Regions from separate parts of the Homo sapiens genome. Here region 1 is linked to region 2. A link is a loop called in an ENCODE intact Hi-C map of the cell type or tissue named here. Cell type or tissue: PC-9. All regions are shown on one strand.

What was found. Hi-C counts contacts between places; a loop is a spot of excess contacts. Peaks named below come from ENCODE experiments on the same cell type or tissue, not always from the same donor. Only the 100,000 strongest peaks of a DNase experiment are listed, where the experiment ranks them.
Region 1: it touches region 2 in a loop (14-fold over the local background); 7 of 110 quality-filtered maps call a loop at or near these places.

Annotation. Positions count from the first base shown.
Region 1 is chr18:33,834,995-33,842,994 of GRCh38, forward strand. No RefSeq gene overlaps it. Among named protein-coding and RNA genes, the nearest start is that of ASXL3, 260 kb to the left of the region's middle. RefSeq lists an enhancer at 1,819-2,762. In PC-9, CTCF peaks have their summits at 4,693 (motif pointing right) and 4,893; no DNase peak of the experiment used is centred here.
Region 2 is chr18:34,783,149-34,791,148 of GRCh38, forward strand. The region is part of intron 3 of DTNA (dystrobrevin alpha); the gene reads left to right. Among named protein-coding and RNA genes, the nearest start is that of DTNA-AS1, 19 kb to the left of the region's middle. In PC-9, CTCF peaks have their summits at 4,957 (motif pointing left) and 5,156; no DNase peak of the experiment used is centred here.

The DNA.
Region 1 (8,000 bases), 950 kb before region 2:
TTGACCACATCTATTTATTTGGCATTAAAATCCAATTTATTATTTTGCCTCAAATTTTTGTTGTTGTTTGTTTGTTGTTTTGGTATATCATTGACCATTCTTCCTCAAATAATCTGTCCTTCAATAAAACTTCTTACCATTGTTAACCTAAACAATGCATTTCCTGTAGTGACAGTGTCTGTTTTCCTTGTTGAACTCCTTACATCTGTGAAAACTCAGCTTACTTTCCATGAAAATACTTTCTTGAAGAGTCCCACACTTTCGAAGTTTCAGTTGTACTGTGCCATAACTATTTTATTACTTAACATTTTGTAGTATAAAAATCAATTTATAAATTTTTGGCCAGGCACGGTGGCTCACACCTGTAATCTCAACACTTTGGGAGGCCGAGGCGGGTTCAAGTGATTATCCTGCCTCAACCTCCCGAGGAGCTGGGAGTACAGGTGCATGCCACCATACCAGGCTAATTTTTTGTATTTTTAGTATTTGAGCCAAGATTGTGCCATTGTACTCCTGCCTGGGCCACAGAGTGAGACTCCGTCTCAAAAAACAAATACATAAATAAATAAAAATAAACAAATAAATAAATATGAATTTATAAATTTTTATTGCTTCCAATGCTTTCCTCAATTACGCAATATAAATAAAACCTAACCTATTGAGTGTTTGTGAGGATTAAGTGAATCAATCTTTAGACAAGTATTGGATACAAAAGTACACACAGTAATGTTTGCTATGGTCATGACCATGAGGATCATCACGGTGATGATGATGATGTAGCGACGCAGACTTGAGGGTATTGTTCGATCCATAAATAGTAGAGACACTTGAGGTTTGAGAGGGAAATCCAGGAGAGAGGAGACAAAATTTAGTGAAGTTAGGAAGATTAAAACCACACTGTTGATAGTATAGGGAAAGAGGAATGAAAAAAAAACAGGCATATCTGGTTAAAACTTTTAAGTATTTTGTCGGTAATTCTGTGATCTAACTTCCCCTTGTTCCCATATTCCAAATGAGACTGTAAAATATGATTACAATTAAAATTTTGGTTTTAGAGATTTCCTCCTGGGTTGTGAGAAGAGGTACTGAGTCCTGCTTCAGTGTGGTGTGGGGCACAAATAACATTTACAAGTGGGGATTGCTGACTTTACATCGCAGACTGCCTCTTCTTCTAACAAATGAGTCCTGTGAGGCATATCTTTTTTACCCCTCTTTATAGCACTTACCATTCCAGCTTTCACCACTGAAGAGGGAAAAATAACAAGGATGATAAATAAAAATAAAATTATCAGCCCCAGGACCAACTATACAGACCCCCCGCCCCCAACGACCAACCTTTGGCCGAAGGGACACAAGAAAAACCTTAAAACCGAGTTCATGGCCATGACAGAATGGGAAGTCCCACACACCTTGTTATCTCCCCTCACTCCCTAGTTGACATGAGGTTTTCTTCCCTAAAAGCTAAGCAGAAACCAGCCCTTTTCAAGAGATTCCACTGTGGATATCAACCAACCGCTTGGCTACTGCCCCTCCTTTTGCAGTTTTGGCACACTAACCAACCAGCCTTTCTTCTTGATAAGAGACCACCAAGGAAGCAGTAGTTCTGACCAGTCTTCAGAGGATGCACAGCAAAAACTTTCCTCTCTTCCGCTTCACTTTTCGACATCAGAGGGCCAAATACTCTACCCTTGGTAGAGACATGAAGCCCAGTTGTACATTCACATGTTTCTCCATTCATAAATATTCATGACTCCTTCTATAGACGATTGAATATGTATATTTGCCCACCTCATTCAGCATAAATCCCTGTTCTAGTTGGCTGAGCCCCAGTGTATCTGTTTCTGGCTTCTGGCCAGAGGCTACACTTCCCCGACTGTCAGAATGGCTACCCTGGGGGCTGCAACACTTTATGAGAATTAAAGCTCTCCTTTCCAAATGTATGAACCTCATCATTTTTGAGTTGACAAAGAATATTAGAGTTTGTCTCTGAACTACCAAAAGTGAAGCCACTGGCATCCCAAGACTTGATTTTTCTTTTCTTTCCACTCTTAAAACACATTTCTTACCCTGTGGGTATTCCTGACTGGTATTCTGAGCCACATTCAGTTTGCTGATAGTCAACAGGGATAATGTATGCTTTTTTGCTTTCTTTCTCTATTACTAATCCCATTGCCATCCCCACTCAATATCTCCAATAAAACAGCCTTGTTGCCTCAATTTCTGATGCCTCTTTTATTACAACTCTTTATCAACTTACTATGTCTGTCTCAGGTACTTTCCCTTTGAAACTTGGGACACTTTCTTAAGGCTGATCTGAGAAAATAAAAGTAATGCTTTTTGTTATGCAGCCCAAATGTTCCCTCTCCAGCAATTAAGTACTCAGGGCAGAGGCTTTGATGAGTTACCTGCATTTATTTGGAGAAGGCACTCTCCAGGAGGTAAAGCTGGTCTTTGTTCATCATTTGTGTTTGAGAGCTTAAGTCCTGGAGTTATCTATCTATTTCAACAACTTTTATCCCCATTTCTCCCAGGAGGCTTCTAAGAGTCTCCAGCAAACCAGATCAACCTGTTCTGATGAACTTGCACTCTGTACTGATTTCCCTCTTGCACCTTTTAACTAGAATTGGGCTTTGCAGAAGAGAAGCTTGATTTCAAATTATTCCCAGCACAGTGCCAGTAGAGTATAGCTGCTCTTTGCTCCATTCCTTATCCATGTGAGTCTTAATGAGCATGGAAACCTATCAACATATTTGACATGTTAAGAGGTACCTCTTTATATGCATGTATTAAACCGTTAACACCTATATGTCATCCAAGAAGTCTCATATGAAGACAAGATTTTTTTTTAAATTCTGGATTTTCTTGCACATGGAAGATGTCATATTCTAAGACGTGCTTTCTGAAATTGATGTGACCTAATTTAGGAGTATTTTATAAAGCAGAAAATTAAGTAATCTGGACTGAAATAATTGACCAAAGAGGCCAAGTTCAGTTTAGTCCACCTAATAAATAATTTCATTCTTGTTCATTTCCTTAAAATAGTTCATCAGCTTATATTAATAAAAATGATATGAAACAGAGCAATTATAATAAATAAGTAAATTGAGGAAGAGAGAGAAAGAAGAAGCAGGTGTCTGGAATCAGTTACAGCGAAAGAATTGACATGTAGCTCTGAGCCTTCTGTCAACAGGGTAGGATGCAGAAACAAATTTGGGTTGCAGCTGACATCTCTCAAAGGCTGTGTGCCAAGTCTGGTTCCAAGGGACTTTTTAACATATGAACTTCTTTTACTTTCACAATTGCCCTATGAGGCAGGTACTATTGACACCCACATTTTACAGATGAGGAAACTAAGACAAAGGAAGTTAACATAACTAGCTCAAGGTAACATGGTACAAGAGAGAGTTGGAATCTGAATTTAGGCAATGTGACTCTATGGTTTATGCTATTAACCATAATGGTTCTTCTTGCTATCTACTAAGAGTTCACCAATAGATAAAAGCTTTTCCTTGCCCTGATTCTAAGATAACCTTACTTGGTAGAGCCGTGGACTTGGTAATGTAATGGAAACATGGAAATCAAAAATATGATGCTGGTTTTCCCAAAGAAATGATACATTCTTTACAAGCAAATTCTTTTGTTACTCCTTTAGAGAGAGAGCATTAACCTACAGTTCGGAGACATAGACACTTTGTTTTGTGGTGTTGGAACTTAGCACAGGGTCAGAATTTAAAGGTACTGGAAGATATCTCAGTTAACCTGTCTTGCTCATATTAGATGTTTTAAGCGAGATTTTGGAAGCACCTGCTTCAAATCAGTGTATAGTTGGCTTATTTAGCTAATGCTTTAAAAGATGTAGGGCATATTGTTGATTAAAGAAAAAAATTATATACTGGTAGAGGTCAGTATGCTGGTTTATAGGATGGTGTTCTTATCTAAGTAAGCGCAGGGTAATGGGGTAGGGATAGCTTGCTTTATCTTGACATACACGTGAGGTTTGGTAGGGTGAGTTGTGAAACTGGAAGGGACACATGAGGCCAGAAGAAAACATTAAGGTCAGGTGTAACTAATCAGTCTTCTCTATAAAAGAAACTTAGTATCTTATACAATATGCATTTTTAAAATCAGGGACTTTATATATTTTATTATTATATTTATTATATCAGACATGACATTTACTCTATGAATTAAAAGTTAAAGATATTGCACTAAATATGAGTTAATACAAGTAAATATGAATATATGCTATCTCTAATTTTCAGAAGTTTAATTTTTAGAAGTTTAACTTAGATAGCCTTTCCAATTATATTCTTCAACAGAGTGTCAGATGATAAGAACTGAGGTGCAGAGTTAATTATTAAACAAATCACACTTTAAAAATACTTCTACAGAAATAAAAGATTAATTTTGTTTTCAAAACGTGTCCTATATATAGGTTTGCTTTTCTCTTTATTTTACTGGTAGCCATCTTGTACTCCACTTGCTTTGCTATTTATTTACTCTGGAAGTAGAAAGGAATGTGGGGCAGGGAAGAGCAGTTGTAACATGTAATTTACTCCAGCAAAAAGAAAAATTGTGTTTCTTGGTAAAAAAAAAAAAGCTTCAGTGCTCTTTTGCTAGTCCCTGTTTGTCATTACTCTCTCTTCCAGTAGAGGGCAGGATGTAGCAATCTGTGAACTCACACTTCTAAGGGGTTAAATGAGGAGGAGTATCATGCTCATTTCGAGTTGCTGTTTAAGTAATTAAAAAGCTGGGTTTTTTTTTCGTGGTGTATATGATCCTGGTTTCTTCCACTGAATCCCCTAAAGAGATATTGTGATAATTTTCAAAATACCGCATTGCAATAAATCAACACCTACCCCAGTTCTCCTCTAGAATGCTTCCAAGGATTTCAAAAAAGAATTTTCCACCGTTGGCAAATAAGCAAGACAAATTTTGCTATGCATTACAGTCTATATTCAGATGTTGTATTTTAGGACAAGAAAACAATATAAACGTTTATTATTAACTAAGAGGAGCCACACAGCAAATGCTTGCTGAACAGTGACACTTGTGCCTGGCATGCTCCCAGCTCTTGGGCTACAGATGCAAATGGAAGAGAAACTCTGCCGGCAAGGATCCTGCATTCCACTGAGAGGAGAAAAACAATCCAAACAGAAATGGCCAAATAAATAAAATAATTTCAAGCACTTATAATTACTGGAATAAAAATGAAATAGGGTACACAATGTTGGGGTAGCCAGATTATCAGGAAAGACTCTTTGGGGACTGAGAGTCAGTTCCCCAAATTGCATATGGACTGCTTTCCCATAGCACATTTTTTTAGGGTCATGTTTTGGCACTAAGAACAACTTTTCCCATTAAAAGTGTAACATGGTGATTATATCCCTAGCACAGCTCATAAAAGACTCGCAGTCAGAAAACATAAACAAAGTACTGTTTGAATTCCGGATGTCTGCTTTAAACAGATCCCTTGACCTGTCTAACACTCTTCCCCTGCAATATCATGATCATAACAACTGGGAAGGTTATTGAGAACATTAAAGATAATGCACAAGGGAGCCAAGTAAAGTACCTGGCATACAGTAGTGGTGGAGAGCTATAATCTATAATATAATCCTCTAGACAAACATTTTCTATAAAGGACCAGATAATAAATATTTTTGGTTTTGTGGGCCATATCATCTTTCTTGTATCTACTCACTCAATTCTACTGTTATTGCGTGAAAACAACTATAAGCAGCATGTAATAAATGAGCATGGTTGTGTTCCAATAAAACTTTATTTACAATAATGGGAGGCAGGCTAAATTTGGTCCACTGGCCTTAATTTTATGACCCTTGTTCGGAATATATGCATAGTTATGACTATATTGATAAAAGTATAAGTAATTGGAGTACATTATAATGCAATTTAACTCCCAAATATAGCAATAATTGTGTGATAAGAAGCATTTACTGATCTTTTTCAGTGTGCCAAAAATATGTCTCTACTCAGTCCAAGAGATAGGAACACTCCCAACTACCCAGTGTTTTCTGTTATAAACCAGAAGAGATTTACTGCCTGGGCCATCCTTTCCTCACAGGAGAGCTGCTAAGGGATAGAGTGGGGTCTCTAGGGAGAGAGCTGGGTGCTTTATTTGTGAAAAAGTAGGAGCCATGGATCTAAGAGCTTCTCCACAAAATAACTTTCTAGGAACATGTCTCAATTCTGGGCTCTCAGGCCATCACTTAATTTTTCCTCAAACATGTCCACTTATTGGCCCATCTCTTCCCTTTCTCTGGTCCAGGTTAGAACTTCTAAAGCAATCAAGTTGCCTCAGCATCACCTGGGAGAGCTTAGCTTACTAGATGAGAGCTTGCTGTGACCTAACTACACTATCATGCCCATCCCCCACCCCACCTACCCCCCTCTCTGATTTCAGATACAGCTGTGATGGCCCTCAGGCGTCTAAATTTTAACACATATCACCCTAGGTCCTCCAGCTGATACTGAGAAATACTACTCCAGGGTAAAGAATTGTTTGGCATCAGGGGATGTGGATTAGCACAAAGTGAGGAAGTGAGGGCTGCTTTGGGAAGCAGAGGTTGCACTGAGCCGAGATGGCACCACTGTGTTCCAGCCTGGGTGACAAAGCAAGACTCCGTCTCAAAAGAAAAAAAAAAAAAAGAAAGTGAGGGCTCCTTCTTCTGAAGGAGAAGCAAGAATCACCTGCCTTCACACGGTAATTCTGCCACCACAGACACTTCTCATTGCCTGAAATATTCAGCTGAGTACCCAGAGAAGCACACTGGGGAAGTGAGAGAGATAAGAGAGGATGAGGAGAGAGAGAAGTAGAAGCCCACAGAAAAAGCCTGTGGACTGCTGGGCTGTCTTACCTTAATTTGTTCTTGAGGCTTGACCCAGCCCACAGTGTCTGGCACAGTGCTAGGCGCTATCTATTCATTGTGGCTGAAGAGCGGGGGTGTTTTATGCTAGTCATGAGAGAAAGCTTAACTGTTTTCACAATTAAGATGTGCTTATATCGCACACTTCTTCTCTCGCCTTCCCCACACAAAAAGGAAATAAATTAAAATATTAGTCAAAATTAATACAGCTGACACTTTGTGAGAAATACTGCTTTAGGATAAAGAATTGTTTAGGATCAGAGAGATACAGAATGGCGTTAAAATGGTATAATTTTACAATTAGAGAATAAACGAGATTTGGCATGTTTATTTGTGTTCATGTTGAACTTGTTTTGTTTTCTAATCATAAGTTGAAGCTGTATGTAAATTTTAGGATTTTTCACTGATATGCAATAAATTGTTAGAGGAAGGAGAGCCTGGAAGCTAAGTTTCTGCTACTTTTTAGTTGAATGATATTGGAAAAGCTAATTTTGTCTTCCTGTGCTTTAGATTTCTCATCTGTAATATGAAAATAATGCTACCTCCCTAATAAACATGATAAAGGTGTAAGAAGTTCTACTCGCTAAGAGTAGACACATAGCGCACAAGGAATGCTAGCTATTGTAAACCAGTAAGCGTCTGAGACAGGTCTCAATCAATTTAGAGGTTTCTTTTGCCAAGATTGAGGATACACCTGGGAAAAAGAGATGCAAGTTATAGTAGGATCTGTGGCCTGTGATCCAAAGAGGGTTTTGAGGACTTCAGTATTTAAAGGGGAAAAAGCAGGCACGAGGAGAAAGAGAAACAGTCAATTATGCATCTATCACTAGCTCAGTAAATCTGCATTTTACATATGATAAAGTAAACATAGAGCAGAGGAAAAAGTCAAATATGCATCTGTCTTGGAGTGGGCTGAGGGATGATTTCTAGTCTTGTCTTTTCCCTATACTTGTGAAAATAAGGTGTGCATTTACATTGCCAGGATGAGGGAGGCTACCTGAGGTAATATATGGCCTTCTGTCTTGCAGCTATCTGTGTAGGAACAAAAGGAGGGCAGAGTTTTGCATGGCTCCCTTTTGCAGCTTAACTTTTCCCTTTTGCAGCTTAACTTTT
Region 2 (8,000 bases):
TAATCCTTGGTATAATACTTTAAAAATAATGGGCTTAATAAATCCTTGTTCAATTGAATGTTTTTAGATTTAATTTATAGTGTGACAGCTACTGAGTCAACAATTTTCATACCTCACTTTGAATAACGATTCTGGTCTGCAGACACAATTTAAGGAATACTGAATACCTTTTCCTAATAGGCAATGGATGTACTACCAGGGCCTGTGAAGATTGGCATGATATTCAATTTGATTTTACACCAAAAATATGTTGTAGACCTTTTCATGAAGGTTTATTACATCATCTTAACCAGGAAATTAAAGTGAAACTAAAATGTTATCTCTGTAAGACATGATGCTTCTCTCTAAGGATCCTTAGCAAAGAGAACTACCTTGGAGATAAAAGCATGCTTTCAGAGCCAGAAAGACGTTGAGATTGGAAGCATAAAAACGCCTAGTGAGCTACTCAGCTGTTGTTTGGGTTCACATTTTATAAAGGTATAGCTCATGCTCACTAATGGAAAACAAATCTGAAGATTGTGCCTTTAGTAACATTTTCTTTCTGATTTCAATGTTTGGTTAATGTGGGTGATGGCGGATAGCTTCAGTGTAATCACATAAAAATGTATCTATTGACCCTGGAAAAGCATACCATTTAATTGAGTCCTTCTTCCCTAAAAGATTTTTAAATACCATTTTCTCATGATAAGAGGCCTGAACAAGGGCATAAAAATAAATTATTTATTTTAGAGCTCTTAACAACTAGGTAATTTGCACCTGGCTTTCTTGGCCACAGTGCTCCCAGGAAATTCCTCTGAATCAAAGGAGCATCTCTATTCTTCCTGTCTCTTGTCTAACTCCATTCTTTAAGTTGTGCTCCATAGCAGTGGTTCTCAAACTTTATTGTCTAACAAAATCATCTAAGAAGCTGATTATACCTAGGGATGCCCTGGCCACACTCTAGACCTATGGATTCAAACTCGATAGTTTGAGACCCACTTATGGCTCTAAAGAACAGCCCGGGTTTCCACCACCATACCTCTTAGCTTTAGATGGGGCTCTGAATTAACTCACATAGTAGTCTGAAAATGAAATTAAACATTTAACTTTAGGAGATTCAAATCTTTAATAAAATATAAAAACAAAGATATTCCCTCATTGAAAAATTAAGAGTGTTATATACTGGGCAGTATAAATGAATAGTTATAGACCCTGCTTTCCTCTAAGCTCCAACACAAATTTCTCTGGTTCTAGGTCAATATAAAATCTAAATGCACCATCATCGTTCTTTGCTCTGTGCCATTGCTCACTGAACCCACTTCTTCCTGGAATATCCTTCCCTCCTTATCCCCATCTATGCACTTTCTGCTGTGTTTTAGGAATCAACTTGAGCCTTACCTCCTCTTCCAAATCTTTACATAGTTTCCAGCCCATAAAGCATTCCTGTATTTTGAGCTCCTGTAGCACTTTTCTTTTTAATCTGCACTGTGGATGTGGGCTTTGGATAACACAGTGTCTTGTGGTGATCTTCAGTTAGGTCATCTGAGTGTGTCTTTCCCCATGAGACTTACAATCTTTTTTGTAGTCAGGCTCTCATATTTTGTTAAATCACCAATAACATCAACCATAATGCATTGTAGAGCCTTAAAAATGCTGGTTGGATTTAATTTCTTTGAAACTATTATGGAATCTAGCTGCTTGTTCCATTTCCCAACTCTGTGTGTATATGCATATGGCAATCTTTCTCCATATGTTACAGCCTGCATGTATGATTGATGCATGGCAACTAGTGATACACTGAAATATTCTTTTTTTTTTTTTTTTGAGATGGAGTCTTGCTCTGTCGCCCAGGCTGGAGTGCAGTGGTGCGATCTTGGCCCGGTTTCACACCATTCTCCTGCCTCAGCCTCCCGAGTAGCTGGGACTATAGGCGCCCACCACCACGCCCAGCTAATTTTTGTATTTTTAGTAGAGACAGGGTTTCACCGTGTTAGCCAGGATGGTCTCAATCTCCTGACCTCATGATCCGCCCTCCTCAGCCTCCCAAAGTGCCAGGATTATAGGCGTGAGCCACCACACCGGCCCCTGAAATATTTGATTTGAAATTGAACTAAACTCGTAATCACTGTGATACAGTCTCTCATGGATTTATAACATCATTTCATCCACTAAAGGGAAAACAAACCTCAAGTTATAGAAGAAAGCTCATATTAAGGGACAAATATATTTATACCAGACAGAGTGAGGCAAAGAATTGAAAGAATTTTTGTGAGTGGAAAATTTTTATAATTCTACCTGAATATGAGAGTAAATTTTAATGCCTCTCTGTTTGCTCTCAAAAATAAGAATAATGCCTAAAATTTATATAGTACTTTATATTTTACTCTTTTCCCATGTACATTTTCACTGTTCCTCAGAACTCTATCAGAAAGGATATTATTATTCCCATTGTACAAATGAAGAAACACTTGAATCCCAGTGTCTCAGTTCATGTTTCTCTATAAGAGAATATAAATAGTATGTATATATAAATGTCAAATCCCATTGTATACCTCTGAATATATACAATTTTTATATGCCAATTGAATATTTTGAAATCTAAAAGGAGAGAAAATAGATTATTATTGCATGCTCAATGCACTTATTTAATATCTCTATCTCCTCCCTCTCCGACACACATGTAAGTTCTGTGTGATTAGGGACCTATTTTGTACACTCCAATTCTAGAAACCAGAACAGCACTGCAACACAATAAGGACTGAATAAACACTTATTGTATGAGAGAAGTTATAAGACTAAGATGGAAGACTACAAAATGCAGCCAGTGAGCAGCTTAGGGTAATGAGTCTCAGGAACCTAGTGTCACTCCTGACATTCTCAAGGGGCTAAGTTCCTCTCCCTACCTCCTCACACCCCAGTTCTGTGAAGCCTGGCCCACATGTGAGCTCCTTAAAAGCAATTTTTTCTTAAAGTCTACTTGGTGCTTAGAATACTGAATGAAACTTTCCATTTGAGAGTTGTCGTAGGAACAAGACAATGCTTATATGCGTGTTCATCTGTTCATTCTAAGGACATTGGAACTTTGTTTGATAACTAAAAGAATGAGTCTCCATAATTAACTTTTCTACAAGCTAGCAAATGTATTTTAAGAATCTGCTATATGAAAGAACATAATATGGCACTTCAAACCCGGTGTGTAAACTAATCAGAAATACTACCTGAACTTTGTTCTTGTACTCTGAAGAGTGTAATTGCAATGGAAATTCATGCCGGGAATATTGCACTGAAGGTCAGGAAATTTACATCTAGGGAGGGGAGAACTGAATGCATTTTCAGGAGAAACTATTTATCTTTGTTGCTATGGGGATTCCTGCATATATCTGCATATCTCAAAGAGGGGAAAACAAGTCATAACAGAAACCTCAGACACCAGTCACCCTCACTTTAAGCACGGAGGGCAGGGTGGAGATTGAGGGAGCATGCGCATGGATATACACACACACACACAAAACCACACACAACACTGTCTACGCACAAGAAGATATATGTATTCCCAATAGCAGATCAACAGATTATATCCAATTTCCAGCATAACTACAATTTCCTGTTCTCCTAATTAAAGCACATCATAATGCAATGAGTGACCTTCTTAGGGATTAAGCCTCAAACCCTTCTAAAATAATATGTATATATATCCTTATACAAATCACTGTTAAACTGCATAAATTAATTTATGGTAATCAGCTTCTTGCAATACACCTCACAACCTACGAAGACATTTCAGGCTGTCTTGATGCCAAAGGACTGAGAACTACTGACTTCAAGAAGCGCTTCTTATACTTAAATGTGAATACAAACTGCCTAGATATGTTGTTAAAATGCAGATTACGATTTTCTAGGTCTGTGTGGGAGCCTAAGAGATGCAGCATTTCTAAATAGCCTGTGTTTTGTTACTACAAGTGTGATGTTGGACCACCAGTATCACCAGGAATCCATTTTACATCCTTGCAGGTGATTCCATTGTGAAGCCACAGTTAAGGATCACTATTCCATAATGACTAAAGCTAAGTCACTATAATTGTCTACTGACCTTTCTCAGCTGCAAGCCCTTTGAAAACCTTCTAAAAGTTTATAATCAGTGGTTGTCAGAATCACCTGGAGAGTTTTGTCAAAACCCTTTTCCACTCTTTTATATTTTGGACTCAGGAGGTGGTAGAGTCTGGGTTTGAGAATTTTGAGATCATCAAATGCTTTAGAAAAAGAACATCATGCTTAGATTCAGAAACTTGGACCCAGCCTCAGGGATTCAAGAAAGGCTGGCCCTGGATAAATCATAAAATAGACTAAATCTTGAAGTTGTCTTTTTGATATTTTTCTCCCCCATATTTTATCTAACTTATATGATTCTACTATTTCTAATAAAGTTTATGACATCAGCCATCTCTATCTAGATATAACTAGGTTTGTCATTTTAGCACTTTTCCTACGGATGCTTGGATTTAAGTCATCTCTGTGAATGAAGGACTCCATCTCCCATTAAAATAGTGCAAGATGTCAGAAAACACATTAAAAATATCTCTTGAGATAAACAAACTCTCCTTTACCCATCTGCAACTCTCCCCCCAACACCCGAACCTAGCCCTTTTCTACCTGAGATTGCCTGGATTTATAGAAAACCATTGAAGCTTTGTCTATTTCCATTTATGTATGTAAAGACAAATCTTAGGTCTTAATAATTAATGCCTGAAATCAACACTATTATCGTTACTTTTAAGATTCCATGAAGAACTAAATATTAGGTTAAGAATGCATTTTGTCTATTCTCGATGTGGTTATTGTTAACTAAGGAATTTCGTTATGCAAACCGTTGCCTTTCCTAGTATATTAATGTAAAATATATGCAACTGTATAGATGAGGGAATTCCTCCTATCTCCTGTGCCTAGTAGCAGGTGCTCTATTAATGGACGACTGGTTTGATAGCTATTTAGTAAAATGCGCGCAGTGCCATCTAGTGGTTCATAGTCATTATTACACAACCTAAATGTCATCTAAAATGATTTAACTAGCACAGCAGTAAGCAACATATTTATACAACTGTCAGACTTTTAAAACAAACTTCTTAATAACTTCTTAATGAATCTCAACTTAGCATTTCTCAGTGTCACTATTTAAATAAACAAAAGGCTTATGTTACTTAAATTTCTCAATAACTAATGTATACTGAATGCTTATTATACAATGCTTATTATAAGCACTATGTGGAGTGCTTTATGTGAAGTATCTCATTTGACCCCCCCAAAACAACAATGTAGTAGAGAAAATAGTATTGTCCTCATTTTACAGGCGAGGAAACTGAAACCTAAGGAAGTTAAGTGACTTGCCCAAGGTCATAGGGACAGTCAGTAGGGGACCCCAGCCACTGCCCCGGTTCCTGCACCTTCTGCACTATGCTTACACCTCCCAAGGTAGTCGCCAATGAAATAAAGTTTCCATGAAACCTTTGTGAAAGATAGCCTCCTCACCAGGTTTCTAATGACCCGATATGGTAAAATCAACTTAAACTCCACTAACTCAAAATTTATGACAACAAAACTAAGTGTCTGCTTTTGTGGCTGCAATGCACTTTGTGATTCTTTTACTTCACCCACATAATACGTCATCAAGATTATGGGTTGATTAATTTATTGAAATTGGGATACTTGGCTAAAATTTAGTTTTGGACTCACAGATCTTATAAATTAGTAGTAGAATAGTATGGCTTTAGATCAGAGTGTATTTAGTTATTTTATCACAAATAGCTCATTTCTTGATCATCTATTATGTAAATACACGTTCTCTTTTAATCTCACTATAACTGCCTCTGGATGGCATTCGTTTCCTCATTTTAAAAAAGGAATAATACAATGTATAAACAAAATATTATTACATTTTATTTTTATTAATAAAATTTGCCCAGTTTTGCAGTTATTTCCAGAGCCAGGAATGAAACCTTAATCTCTGTGGCTGCAAAATCTGAATTCTTTCCACTATGCCACCACTGGAAAATAAGGGGTACAATGTGCGTGACTGCAGTTTTTTCTGCATAGTACCACCTTGTAGACAAAAATACCACCATCCCTTACTGGAACTAAAACAATATGCTCCAACTACTTCCCACTGTGTGCCTGTCCGTCTCCGCTCCTTTCTTCCCTTAAAGTCAGAAATGACATTTTTAAGCTGCATTCCTGATCATGTTGCTGTCCTACTTAAAACCCATGTCTTCATACTCAGCATAAAGAGCCAAATCCTTATTGTAGTTATGGTGCTCCTGCAACCTTATCTTGTTCTGGCCCAATCAAGACCATATCGTAATCCCATTTTATACCTAGCATGCTATATGTCACAGTATGTCACTATTTCTGATCACCCGTTTGTGTGATTGTGTGAGTCATGTCTGTATTCCCACCAGACTGTTAGCTCCCATAGGCAGGAACCACATCTATATTGTTTGTATTGAGTCCTCACAATCTACCATAGTGTTTGCATATAATTATGAAAACTAGTTTTACTTAAATCATTTTTAATTATCTATTCTCACAGTTAGCCAGAATTATTTTATTTTTCATGAAATATTTTTCTTTTACGTTCCTTATATTAGGACCTTCAATATGTAAGCACATAAATGCAGCATATTTATGTTTAATAACTTTCATATAATTTCTAGGTATTTGATTATAATAATAAACAACTATTGTCTCCTACATGACATGCCCTATTCCAAGTGTTTTACAGGCATTATTTTATTCAGCTGTCATAGTAATCATCCGAAAGTAGATGCTATTTTCAGTTCCACTTTTCTAACATGAAGATTCAGAGAAGTTAATTAGACTGACAGTATACCTAGGATTCAAACCAGTGTCTCTGTGATTCTTCATGACTATGCCTTATTGCATTTTAGAAAGCAAATGCATCCTTAGAAAACCCTGTTTCACTGTTGAGTCATTTCTTTGTCATTCTCTCATTTAGTCAAAAGACATTTACCAAGTTCCTATGTGTAAGGATGTGTAAGGCAGTGTGAGGGGCACTAGGGGTGTGAACAGTTATCACAATAGACACAGCCTTGTCCTGTGCCACATGCAACGCAGAATGGGAAACAGACAAACTGTTGGTCTACACAAGAGTGCCCACTACATGCTGTGATGGGGAAGGACAGAGCTCTAAGGTGGTGCATGCAAGGGGTATAAAACCCGGAGACAGGGTTTCTGATCCAGCCCAGAAAGATATCCTTGAGGAAGTAATGTTGACGCCAAGGTATAGTAGATGAGATGTAGATGAGAAGTACACAGGGGCTAGATGAAAAAAGAAAAGAAAGAAAAAAAACTTCAATCCTTGTTTAGATTTCAAATTAATGGGAAGTTATTAAAGGACTTTAAGCAGCATACTATATATATATATATATATTTTTTTTTTTTTTTTTTTTTTGAGACGGAGTCTCGCTCTGTTGCCCAGGTTGGAGTGCAGTGGCGCAATCTTGGCTCACTGCAAGCTCCGCCTCCCGGCTTCACGCCATTCTCCAAGCAGCATACAATTTTAAGCAGCATACAAGTGATATGTCAAATTACGGTTTAGAAATCACACTCTGGCTGCAGTGAGTAGAAAGGGAGTACAGAAAGAATGAAAAAAGAACTGACTCAGCCAAACAGTAAGCGTGATAGCATTGGGTAACGAAATTGGGTGGTGGCAATAAAGGTTCATGGAAATGGTGGGATTACAGTGATGTTTAGGAGATATACAGTCCATAGGACTAGGTCATTGATAGAACCCAGAAAGTAAATCTCCCTGGAGGGAGAATAGGCAGCGGGAGGATGGTGGCATTCACCAAGGAAGGGAATCCCAGAGCCGGCAAGGGGAGAGATGAGTATGGGCTGCTCACCCTGAGGCTGAAGTACCCAAAGAACCCTTACATGGGCATGCCTATGTGGGAACCCTTATGTGGGCCACTCCTGTGGTCACTCCCATGGGCCTGGATAATTCCACCACT